2 separate regions of the Mus musculus genome follow, and region 1 is linked to region 2. The links are chromatin contacts, found by Hi-C or POLR2A ChIA-PET in ENCODE. All regions are on one chromosome and are shown on one strand. The core of a region is the stretch at or near the end of the contact, and the rest is flanking DNA. Distances in the headings are between cores, read along the strand shown. Region 1 holds the start of Carlr (cardiac and apoptosis-related long non-coding RNA). Region 2 has its middle 7.7 kb from the start of Gm3363.

The links. A loop is a pair of places that touch in the nucleus more often than their neighbours do. ChIA-PET counts read pairs that join two places held with the same protein, here RNA polymerase II (POLR2A).
Region 1: a map of left cerebral cortex shows a loop between it and region 2 (3-fold over the local background). The contact joins the promoter of Carlr here to the enhancer-like site in region 2. A Hi-C loop is called at or near these places in 2 of 37 maps with a recorded cell type or tissue (both left cerebral cortex). POLR2A ChIA-PET finds 5 or more read pairs at or near these places in 1 of 5 experiments (Patski).

What each region holds. Positions count from the first base shown.
Region 1 is chr2:18,800,568-18,807,022 of GRCm38, forward strand. It overlaps Carlr (cardiac and apoptosis-related long non-coding RNA), which reads right to left and starts at 1,251. Exons shown (of 1, transcript NR_131254.1): 1 at 1-1,251.
Region 2 is chr2:18,765,253-18,771,933 of GRCm38, forward strand. No RefSeq gene overlaps it. Among named protein-coding and RNA genes, the nearest start is that of Gm3363, 7.7 kb to the left of the region's middle. Within about 2 kb of position 1,893, at least 2 of the 3 ENCODE cell types and tissues checked have a DNase peak (open chromatin) inside an H3K27ac peak, as active enhancers do.

The DNA.
Region 1 (6,455 bases), core at 1-2,500, 35 kb after region 2:
TGTCCCCTGCGGCGTGACGTTAAGGCTGGGAGGAAAAGAAAATTCTCCCGGAATCTTCGTTACAAAATCGTTTCCTTTACTAGCCCTCAATCCTGGGAGTCAGGGACACTTAAAGGCACGGTTGGGGTCCTGAAGGAAGAGATGGGATCCGGACTGGAGATAGCCATCTCTCTTCGCAGCCCCTGAGACAGAGTCATTCGACCACCTTCTCTCCCGACTGACTTTCCTGCTCCGGTAATTAAGGGAGAAGCGCAGAGACAGATTCACCCCATTTCGCCCTTTCTCATTCCCAGTCATTGCGAAGCCCCTGGCCTGAAAGGCTCGGGTTCCTCTCCTGCGTGGCAAAGGCCCTCTCACTCCGAGAGCTATAAATATTAATAAGCTGCACGGCTCCGGGCTTAATTATCTTCTCTTAATTGTAGCTTAACCAAAAATCCAGCCTCCTGCTACTCGGGCCTCTCTAAATCGGGATTATTTAGTTTCCGTGTCTGGAGGCCCCTTCGGCTCAAAGTCTTCTGTGTTGTGCCGCCAAACCTGGAAACCATATGCTGCGTCTCTGCGCGGTTTAAAATCATCCTTAGAGCAATGACGCCTCTCCTTACACTGGATGCCTAGGTTCGGGGCAGTCTTCTGCTCCCTTTCCCTGAACCTGGTACTCCCTACTACCAAAGGATTCTGCCTCCATCTCTTTTCCCTAAGTCCCCAGTAGCCTATAGGGGTTTGTCAGATAAGGGTGGCCCTTGTGGGGCACGGAATTCGCCCAGCAAATGACGACATCTGACTCAAGGGAAGGGTCTCTTCATCCCCTCACCGGGAAAGCAGCCCACACCGCTCCACTGTGGCAGGCAGGCTCCCTTGGGATTACTTGATCGGGCTGCACTGGGACACCACCCTTGTCCCTACCTGCGCAGCCCGCTCCTTGCCAGGGCTCTTCCTGGTGCATCTAGAATTCGGTGTCAAGAAAGCTCCAAGCCTGGAGCTGAGGGCTCTGAGCTTTCTTCCCTGGGTCGCAGGTGGGAGGAGAGAGAGGTCGTGGTAGCTTGCAGTTCACTGTCCTTCCCGCGCTCGAGATCCACGATGCTGAAGCTTAAGCTTAGGTCCAAGGTCTTTGATTAACAAGCTGGACATCCAGTCCTGCACTGGTGGGCAATGCCCAGATCTTCTCTAGTTCAGTCCCCTGGCTATAGAGTGCGCCTGGCTTCTGCAGCGCAGTCTATGGTCCCTCTAGCACCTTAGCTCTGCGGTTTTTCCTCTACAGACTGGGGGGCGGGGGGAGCTTAGGAGGACCCTAATCACCAGCACCAGCGCCCAGCCTTGCTAATTCAGGGGAGGTCAGCAAACCACAGGGAACAGTATTCCTGATGTGTTTTAGGTCTGCTTTGTCCTGGTGCAGATTGATTTCTAAGGCACTGTCAAAGTCTATGAGAAGCAGCTGTAATTCAGTTGATTTTAGCTCCTGGGTACCCACAAACAGCTGCCTAAGGCGGATAGATTGTGTCTGTGCTCATGCGATCAGGATCATTTACAAATGTAACTGCTAAAGGGGCACAATAGCATGCATATTCATGTAATCCTAGCACTCTGGGTGAGACAGGAGGACTGCAAATTAGAGGACAGTCTGGGCTATGTAGACGCTGCTTCAAAAAAATGAAGCAAAATATTAAATATAATTGTATATTTACATGATAACCATTTGAGTTGCATCAAAAGAAATGTTCAAAACACTAAGAATTTAGGTAATATTCTCCAGTAGATAAATTAACACTGAATATATTTTAGTTAAAAATGCAGATCTGTCACAGAAGTCCAATTATAGGAAACTTTCACAATCTGAAAGATTAGTGGTCAAAGTGGCAGTCACTGGAGTTTCCCAAAGCCCAACCATCTACTGAAATCACCAGAAAGGAATCCACTTCAGATACTTCAGGACTCACTACAGTAGGTAGGTAGTTTCTGGTGGGGTTTTAGAGGCAAGATCAGTTTTACTTTTTGGCAAAACTAACATTTCCTATATAATTCACATAGATCAGTGGTTCTCAACCTCCCCTTTAATCCAGTTTCTCACAATGTGGTGACCCCAGCCGTAAAATTATTTTCGTTGCTACTTCATAACTGTAATTCTGCTACTGGTATTAATCATAATGTAAACATTTATGGAGATAGAGGTTTGCCCAAAGGGTTGAGAACCACTGACATAGCCTCTAGACCAGCAGCAAATATTTGGCCCAGGCCCAGAGCTGGGAAACCTGTCTTGGGTGGTTAGAAGAACTGCAGCAGACCAGCTTTGGCTTTGTCACTTCCTAGCTGTGCTACCACCCAACCTGAGGCCCCCAGAATGGGAAAGAGGCTAAATGATGAGCAGGAGCCTGACTGAGCATAGAGCAAGACAGATGTGGGTGGAGCAAGACAGATGTGGGTGGAGCAAGACAGATGTGGGCGGAGCAAGACAGATGTGGGGGCAGTTGATGGGCATTTGGGCAGGCAGGCAGGTTTAAAAAAATTACTATCCCGCACTTTGCCACTTTTCAGATGCTCAGTACCAATGTCAAGTGACCCAGAGCAACAGTATGAGAATGCGCCTCAGCGTCCTCTGAAGGGGTTCTGGGCTCCGAATCAGGACAGAGCCTTTCTGGAGGGACTCTTGCTCCCCATCTGCCTTTTCTGCTGCAGTGAGTGAAGGCGGGAATAATGAGAACAGGCAGCCACAAAAGCCTCTTGTTCTCCAGCTGGAAACCTAGTGGGAGTTTTCTAGGCTTTTCTTGATCGGTCTTTTATTTCAACCAAGAATAGTTGCACACGGCTGAGAGAAAAGAATTTCTCCATTAATGATAGTCTTGAGCTATCTCTCACACATACACCTTTTCTCTCTCTCGTACTCACCCACATCCATACTTACACATCTGCCTGTCCCCTTGGCATTTTGTATTGCATAGTTTAACTTGATAAAAATCAAAGTCATGTACCAACTTGTACTTGTCTCTGAGAAACCCTACCCACAACTCATCTTCCCTGGCAGTAAAAGGCTCTGAAAGCTGTCTTTTGAATTCTGAGATCCCAGACTTACCCCAAGTTGATGCAATACTAGAACAGGGCCCAGAAAGCTGCTATGTCTGTCATGGGCTGGGTGAGCCTGGCTGGGCTTGGCTTTGTGGCACCATGGAGAACTAGACCGAACAAGAACTCTTGCTGCCTTATCCAGCCTTTGCACTACCTCCATTGTTGTAGGACTTCAGGTGGAACCAACTTCTGCATCTTGCAAATGCTGCTTTTAACTCAGACAGATGAAGCAGAGGCCACAGGAAGCGAGGGGTTGCTTTCAGAGGTAGGGGGAGTGTGGGCTCTGGTCACACTGTAAAGCAAAGGACTGACTGGAGATCACTGTCAGTTTCAGGACTGAAGGCTTTACAGTGCATCTTTCCAAGATGAATCTCTGACTGACCGTAGGCCCGGGCAATGGACCTGGCTCCACTGTGAAGCTTCAGTGTGCTCTATGTATATATTCACTTGTCTTGGATTTGTCACAATGCCTGCATTTATATAGCACAGATAGCCAGATACACCCTCCATCCACACTCTGACCAACACCCATCTACACCTCACACCTGGTGGAGGCTTAAGACGACAAGCCTGGGAACTGAGAGAATTAATATAGTCTCTCTTGATTAGGTTTTCCTATATGCTGCTTATAGTGTCCCAGGTCCTCAGCCTGCTGTCATGAAAAATAGTGGGATGAGGGAGGAGACTGTAGAAGGAAGTGGGTATAAGCAATTGGAAATTTGAGCATTTTTGCAAAGTACTTCCATATACATGACAGCAAGTCATGAGCTTCTGTTCACCAAAGTGAGCCGACTTGGCAATGGCAAGAGTCAGGCAACCCTTACTACACACACTCTGCTGAGAGCTTACTGCACACACTCTGCTGAGCGCCTCACACATAGCCACTCAGTTTAACCCTATGGAGCTTTTTATGGACAGTCTTTAAAAATATACGTTTAGGTTTATTTTTAATTTTAATCATTTGCGTGTGCATGTGAGTTTATTGTGCGTGTGACTACAGGTAAGCTGGAAGTCAGAGGTCAAATCTCCCGGAGCTGGAGTTATAGGCTACATAACTCGATATGGATACAGGGAACCAAACAGGAGCCCTCTGCAAGTGGAGTGTCTGTTCTTAACCGGTGAGTCATCCTTTCAGTCCTGATACTCTCTGCTTTAAAGGGGGGGGGGGGACTGAGACTGGGAGATATTCTTTAATATTGGTAAGTCAGGATTTGACGGGTTTTCTCACGTGTGAACTAGCACAGGCTGTCACTTGTGAACTAGCACAGGCTGTCACTTGTGAACTAGCACAGGCTGTCACTTGTGAACTAGCACAGGCTGTCACGTGTGAACTAGCACAGGCTGTCACTTGTGAACTAGCACAGGCTGTCACGTGTGAACTAGCACAGGCTGTCACGTGTGAACTAGCACAGGCTGTCACTTGTGAACTAGCACAGGCCGTCACTTGTGAACTAGCACAGGCTGTCACGTGTGAACTAGCACAGGCTGTCACTTGTGAACTAGCACAGGCTGTCACTTGTGAACTAGCACAGGCTGTCACTTGTGAACTAGCACAGGCCGTCACGTGTGAACTAGCACAGGCCGTCACTTGTGAACTAGCACAGGCTGTCACTTGTGAACTAGCACAGGCCGTCACTTGTGAACTAGCACAGGCTGTCACGTGTGAACTAGCACAGGCTGTCACTTGTGAACTAGCACAGGCTGTCACTTGTGAACTAGCACAGGCTGTCACTTGTGAACTAGCACAGGCTGTCACTTGTGAACTAGCACAGGCTGTCACTTGTGAACTAGCACAGGCTGTCACTTGTGAACTAGCACAGGCTGTCACTTGTGAACTAGCACAGGCCGTCACTTGTGAACTAGCACAGGCTGTCACGTGTGAACTAGCACAGGCTGTCACTTGTGAACTAGCACAGGCTGTCACTTGTGAACTAGCACAGGCTGTCAAATAGAGGAAACCAGTTTCAGCAAAGTTGTGGCCACTGCGTCCAAGGAACTTCACTTGTGGCGTAGGGTTGATTTATCTGAACACGAGAACACCTTTCAGGCATTTTCCTCCTTTTGTTTCTTCCTACAATGCCGAGATCTGGGATTCCTAGAGTAGTGCCTGAGCAGAGGGTCACCCAAACGCGTCCCAGAGTTCAGGAAAGAGTTGCCATGCAGAATCTGGCTGGGTGACCCAAATGTAAGGCTTACCTACTCCCTGTCATTTAGTATTTAATATCTTACGTCAGTTGGGTTAATTAAACCAGAGGAAAGGATGAGGGATAAGGATATCTTAACAAACAAGGAGAAAGTAGAGCAGAGCATCCCGGAACCAGAAGAAAAACAAAAGGCATTGGGAATGGAGACACTGAGAGTGGATGACTTATGCTCAGACATATGCCTTGTTTTTGTTCAAAATATTTGTAAAGCACATATGTATTTTCTTTAATCCTCTGAATCCATTTATTCAAGCTTGCTTTCCATTGCTGTGATAAACACCATGACCAAAAAAAGCAAAATGGAGGAGAAAAGTTTATTTCATCTTAACGTTCATCTTGAAAAGAAGTCAGGACCGGAACCCAGGGCATAGAACTCAATTCATGCTCTTGAGAAAACGCCATGGGGGGAATGCTGCTCAGTGGCTTGTTCCTCGTGGCTTGTCCAGTTATCTTCCTTAAACCAGGAGGACCACCTGCCTAGGGGTGACGCCACCCACAGTGGTCAGGGACTTCTCACAGCAAGTAGTAATCAAGAACATGGTTATAGACTTGTCTGCAGGCCAGTCTGGTGAAGGAGTTTCCTTAAGTGAGGTTCCCTCTTGATGAACAATGACAACAAAACCAGCATGCTGTTTTTAGTAAATTATCCTGTAAGCTTCCAGTGCTTTACATTCCAAAACACCGACTTTTTTCTCTCTTTTCTCCTTTTTTCTTTACACATTGCTTCATTAATTCCTCCCCTCTCTAAGAAGTTAGATAGAGCATGTTATCTTTTCCAGGAAATGGGTGCAGAAAAACAAAATAAATGAAAAGTTGTCTTTCGCATACACAGCACCAAGCACCGGGTTTTGGGCGCATTTCTCCTTTCTTCCCCCAATAACCTTGAGTTACGGATTTGACTGGCTCTTTTTGACATGTTAAGAAACAGAGATCCAGTGGGGAATCGATTGGTTATGGTTACATTTCCTCCATAATACTTCCTAAAAGGTACGTCTGTTTCGTTGTTTCCTGATGTCAGTTGTTAGGAAGACTAGAAGAAGACAGTTTATTTCCTTAAGATGGCTCAGAACTCTTCTTCTGTCTCCACACCTCTCAAAGCAATAGCTTTCTCTGCTTCTCAGTGGAGCGCTATGCCACTAACAGAACATCTGGCTGCTTCTGCTTCTTCTTCTTCTTCTTCTTCTTCTTCTTCTT
Region 2 (6,681 bases), core at 643-3,142:
CTTTGTGAAGATGCACTAAAACATATAATTAGAGATCCAGATTAACAGTTTTATAAGCATAATTGAAAGTATTTTTGTTTTACACAAACATGCATCTCAACTTTTCATACTTCCAAATGTTGAAAGCATGTAAGAGCCTATGATCTAGGAATTAGCTTGTATGAGGAAACACCAATTGAAACCAAATAAATAGAAGCCCAAACTTTTATCTCTCTCCCAAGCCCAAATATTTGGCAATGATTCTCAACCGATTGCCTTCTAAACTAGCACTTTAATGAGACAGTAATCCAGAGCCAAAACAGAGAGAGAAAAAAAAAAGTTTGTCATGGTTGTGAAATCTTTAGGAAAGTATACGTAACACCCAAACACTGCCAAAGAAAAGCTAACCTTGAGGGCAATTTTAAGTGTTAAGATTTGATGAGAAGATGGAATCCCAGGGCATCAAGAGCAAGGAGAAACAGAAAGGAAAACAGATACAAAGTAGCACGTTAGTGAACACTTGTGAGAAAGTACTGCTGACTGTTCCTAAACAGAAAGGAAAACAAATACAAAGTAGCACGTTAGTGAACACTTATGAGAAAGTACAGCTGACTGTTCCTAAACAGAAAGGAAAACAGATACAAAGTAGCACGTTAGTGAACACGTATGAGAAAGTGTAGCTGACTGTTCGTTCTGCAGCTTTCAGGCAAAGCTCAAGCCTTGGGAGTGTCCGTGGTAGAGACTGATATGCCGGGTAGTGTTTGTTTTCTGCCTCTGTGAAGGTTTGTCTCATACTGTTCTAACTCACCTTGCGCTGGGACCTTGGGCAGATAGAGGCAGAACATTCCACCATCAGGGCCCCTATAAGGAAGCAGGGTTGAATCTTTACCCTCATTTGTTGGGGGTTATCTGTCAGGGAGGGAACAGGAGTGGAACCCTCCGCAGAAAGGCCAGCCCTGGACACCACGAAGCAGAGGTGGTGGTGAGGTTGGTGGGGCTAAGTAAATCTGGAGAAGTACATCAATTGCTCTGGGTGTTCTTTAGGCAACAACATTGCCATATTGTTCTTTAGGATATTTTCTTTCTATTGTTGGAGTGAATCTACTCTTAGAGGACTTAGTTCTGAGAAGGATGCTTTTAAGGCTCATGTAAATTTCCTAAGCAGTAAATATTTTTTTCCTATCAGCTTGTCTCTCAGTCACCTACCCCCTAGCAGCAGCTTCTCCCCCAAAACAGACACCCTACTTCGGCCAACTTTTGAGGACATTATTTTACTTACAGTTTGAGCAGAATAAACTTTATATACCTTTAGATTACACTTCTGTGAATTGTGGCAACTGTGATGTAATCACCACTGCTTTTGAGCTATAAAGTTATTGTCCAGCCTGCAGTGTACTACTTTCGTTTTCTGGCCAGGCAAAGGCTTTGTTTACAGCTTTTAAACATGGACTCTAGTTGGTCGTGATCTTTTCTGCGATTTTCCTCATGTTATGTTTTCAGATCCTTGTGAGTTGTTACCTGTATTAACACTGAGTTAATGCTAGGTTCCTTCTTGAGGGTGTGATGTGCTTTTAGACAGTGTTACCTGCATTATCCTCATTACTCCTCACCATCCTGACCAGAACAGCACTCCACTGACCAGAACAGACACTGGTAAAACCTGCTCCCTGGAAGTGGGCGCAATCACCCTCGGATGCAATCCAGGCCCAGAACGTCCCCGAAGCTGGAGCTGGGCGGCCGCTGGGCCACTGGAGTGCGCAGATGACGGATCCTCAGGCTCACAGAAGGTAGAATCCTGGCCAGAAAATAACCCGAACTCGGTCTAAGGCAGCGGTTCCGGGAGCAGCATGCTTATAAGAGCAAGGACAAACCGCACTACACCCGGCGTTTCCCTCCGCGCGCGGACGGCTCTACTTCCCGGCTGGGCGCTTGGCTCGGGGATCGTGGGGCTCGTAAGCTCTCCGTGGGCGCCTTTCCCGATGTCGTCGCTGGGCTTCCCGGGAGCAGGGGTGGCCGCGCTGCCGCCGCGCGCTGCACAGAGCTGACCTTGTTCTGCGCGGTGTCTGCTTGAATGGCGTCGGGAGTTGGGGTCGGGACGCGTGGGCCCAAGGCGCCCCGGCCTGCCATCCCCTCGGGCCCCGCAGCGGACTTTCGTTTTGTGCTGAGCGCCAGGGCATTGTTCCCCTACTCATGGACTCACCGGGTGGCTTTGTCTGTCGGCCTTCCTGGGGCGGAAGGAGGGCAAAGGCTGGGGCGTGGATTTGGATTGTGCACCACCTTCTCCTTTAGCTTTGAGCCACTGGCCGTTGTCCCCTTTAGGGTTTTGATCTTTGGGTTTTATTGTTTTCTTGTGCTCAAAATTGCGTACAGAAGCTAGTTTTCTGGCTCTTTGCACCATCATCTTGTGTTAGGAGAAAGGAAAGAAAGGAAGGAAGGAGGGAAGGAAGGAAGGGAAGGAAAGGAGGGAGGGAGGGAAGGAAGAAAGAAAGAAAAGAAAAGAAAAGAAAAGAAAAGAAAAGAAAAGGAGGAAAAGAAAGGAAAGGAAAGGAAAGGAAAAAGAAGAGAGGAGAGGAGGGGAGAGGAGGAGAGGGGAGGGGAGGGGAGAGGAGGGGAGGGGAGGGGAGGGGAGGGGAGAGGAGGAGAGGGGATGGGGAGAAGGAGAGGAGAGGAGGAGAGGGGAGGGGGAGAGGAGAGGAGAGGAGGAGAAGAGGAGAGGAGAGGAGAGGAGAGGAGAGGAGAGGAGAGGAGAGGAGAGGAGAGGAGAGGAGAGGAGAGGAGAGGAGAGGAGAAGAGAAGAGAAGAGAAGAGAAGAGAAGAGAAGAGAAGAGAAGAGAAGAGAAGAGAAGAGAAGAGAAGAGAAGAGAAGAGAAGAGAAGAGAAAAAAGAATATGAGGCCTCCTCGGGATGGTGTGCAACCCTTGGCAGAAGCAATGTGACCTCGGGGCCTAGGGGAGGGAATTGACCTGTGTTAGAATTAGGGTTAGGGGTCCTATGATTTAAGACTATCCAAAGCAAACGTGGGAAGAAACTGAAGTCTAAGAAGTCATCATCTATTTGTTCATACAACCTGTCAGGAATGAGAAAACAAATAAGTAATAGCAAATAAATAATACCAGCAAGGCGGAATGTGAGCTCAAGGCTGGCTTTAGAACTACTTTTCGCCAATTACCTCCCACAGTCATGACATTTTAAACCTTTTGCATACAGTTTATGTATTTGCTTATTGGTTTCTCTCCTTCCTGTAAACCTACTAAAAAAAAAAAAAACAAAACAACAACAACAACAACAAAAAAACACAGGAGTTCACTTTTTTTCCCTGGAGCCTAGTATGTTATTTGGCAATATATACAGCATTGCAGATATTTACTGAATCAGCAAGTTAAAAAAAAAAAAGCATTACTTAAAGGTCCTGTGAGTTGAGGATAAACATACCACAGGACACAAGGAAAATGGTTCTTAACTCGCTTTTACTTTTTGACTCAAGAACTCATAAGGAAGAAAAAGATCTCTTTCCTCTCTTCTTCTTCTCAGTCTAGGGACTCTGATGTGAACTCACCTAACGTGCACAAGGAAAATGGAAGCCCACACTGTTCTTCACTGATGTGCAGTTACAGAGTTCCCTCCAGTCTGTGGCACTGCCAGGAGTGTTCATGGCCAGCCACTGTGAGTCTTTGAAGAGTACCTAGACAACATTATACACTCTTAAAGACACACCTGGAGGGTTGGAAACTGGGCGAACCTCCCTAGTTTAGAGAAAAATGATATGAAGTACTTAAGTGGGATCCCCTCCCCCCATCTCAGACAAGCCAGCTACCCACAAGGAATTCTCCTGTATCAATTTGTATTTCTTTGGAAGTTTTGGTTAGGCAAAGTCTGCAGCTTGGCTGGACAGGCTTGTAATTCCTATCAGACCATCTCTCCATAAGAAGTAAATTTAAGATTTCATGTATTAATGTTACGATCATTCCAGTAATTATGGCACCCTAATATGGAACACTAGAGACATCTTTTGAGGTCACGCTTTCAAGTGTATCTAACCAGTGAACTATGTAACCAGTGAACATCCAGTAGTGTCAGGGACTGTCACTGGTGCCACAGGTACAGCAGGGAGCAAACAAAGGTCTCCCTGCTCTCCAACAGCATTGCATTATCACTGTGCTTTTTCTCTATTTTAATCATTAATTTGCCATCTGCCTTCTTGACTAGCTGGGCCTCTTCACTAGGTTTTTTTTCCCCTTTCCTATTTCCTGTCTCTCAATTCATTCAGAATATAAATTTATGAAATAAAATGTGATGGAGGGATGGCTCATCAGTTAAGAGTAATGACTGCTCTTCCAGAGGTCCTGGGTTCAATTCTCAGCAACCACATGGTGGCTCACAACCATCTGTAATGGGATCTGATGCTCTCTTCTGGTGTGTCTTAAGACAATGACAATGTACTCATAATAAATAAATAAATCTTTTTAAAAAAGAATGTATAACATCATGAGAAAATGTTTAATAAAATAGTGGTAGGAGAAAAAATTGTGATGAAATAAAACAAAGAAAATAGCCATTTAAGAAGCTAACTTTTAGCAAAAGGATTATTGTTTTCAAGTTTTCTTTTTTATAAAGTCTGAATATTCTTTCAGTTGGCTGTGGCGTGAATGGAAATAATTACTATCTAGTCAACTTCTATCCTTCTGTAAGAATGTTTTTTTTTTTCACCTAAACTTTGATCACAGCCAACTTTAAAATACACCACAAACATAATGTGGAAAATAGCAACATTGAGCATGTAAAACAGATGCCCTCAAGATTGATTTTCTTCCTTCCCTCCCTCATTCTCCCTTCCTCTTTCTTTCTCTCTCCTCTCCCTCTCTAGGTCTCTGTCTCTTGACAGAATCTCACAGGACAGCTCAGCCAGGACTCAAATTCGCAGCAACCTTCTTCTGCCTTAGTCTCCAGGTGCTGCGATCACAGGCATAAACCGCTATCACAGACTTCTAGGAAAAATTTTAGAAAGTAGTAAATAATACTAGCTTAGAGGTCTGGGTTGTGTGAGGAGATTCTAGTGTATAGCTCAGCCTGGGAAGGAACGGTCAGTCTCAATTTATTTTCGTTGCACTGTCCTTGATTTTCTGCCACTTGTTTGCTCTAAGTTTTCTCCCTTTACTCTGAAGTACTTGCTGCCCTCAATGTTCTCTGAAGACCATAGATTAAGTGCAAGTCTCCTCCTCCCCCATTGCCTGTTTACAGGAATTTTATTTCAGATTTGCTGAGACATTTTTTTCTGCGCGATCTCTGTTTCCCTCCTCATTGTCTTTGGGCTAAAGGGAGGATGTCAGGTGGTCTCTTCCCAACCTTCCTTTCGCAATTTCCCAAACAGTGAGGTCAGAGATGGATTATTGACCATGCTGGTGAGTCTCAGTGTTGGCTGGCATAGGAGAATCACTTGGGAGGCCTTTAAAAAAATACTGGTTCCTAGGCTGCCCTGGACCAGTTAATTTCAAATCAGTGGAATTAGAGTCCTGGTGCTGTTCTTGTTATAAATATCTAGAATACTACACGGAACGCCACTTCGGGAAGCCGTGCCATGGGTAGCTCAGATGCACGTTTATTACAAGAGTTCTCAAGCTTAGTTCCCCGTCTCTACCGTACATGGGCTGGGATTATAGGTGCGTGTCGTTAGTGGACGCACAGTTGGCTTATCCATAAATTAAAACGCTGATGGAAGAACCTTCTAAAGTTCTTTAAGATCTAAGTTTTAATGTACAATAGTTAATTTTAGGAAGATAGTTTCACCAATCCCCCTTGCTTTAAAAATGTAAAATTACTGTAAATGCACACATTAAATGTGTGTGTCTATGGGGACACCACAGCAATCAATGTTCAGAGCATTTTTATCACTCCCAAAGTTCGATCGTGCCCCTTTGCTGGCGATCCCCACCCATCAGTCTCAAACAACCTGTGATCTGTTTCCTGCCACTATTGATTAGCTTGCTTTTCTGAAATTTATATAAAGGCTCCAGGGCAGAGGATGATTCAGTAGATAAAAAGCTTGCTGTTCCAAACATGAGGAACTGAGTCTGGATCCTTACCACCACATAAAAATCACAGTGCTGGAGAAGCAGCAACAGGAGCATTCGTGGGATTTGCTGGCCATCCAGCCTGACCTACTGAAAGAGAGACCCTGCCTCAAAATCTACCATGGAGAAGCAATTGAGGAAGAAACTGGGCATAAAACTCTGGCCTCCACACACATGCACACGTGCATACAAATATTTAAGCACATAAAACCTTCATATATACTACTTTCTGGTGTCTGGATACTTTGACTCTGCCTCACGTATTCTTTTTGCAGTGTGCCTATTTTTGCATTCTTCCATTAGGAGTGGGGTCTGTTCTCCAACTCTTGAATCTAGGAAGGCACTCTAGCCTGGCTTGGCCAACAACATGCAATGCAAATGACGCTGTATGATGTATTATACCCATGTGGAACACAGCTGTTACATAAAAATGAGCTACATCACAAAATTAAGAGGGGTATGTAAGCACAGGGATGTGGGAGGAGGAAGAGAAACAGAGGGGAATAAAGACGTCTTACTCAACAGCACTAAAGCCCTTAGGCGTGTAGTTGAAGCCATCTTGGCTGCATTGTCACAGGTAAGGTATCTTAGTCAAAGACCATATGGCTCAGAAAAGTGCTATCCTCACTACCCC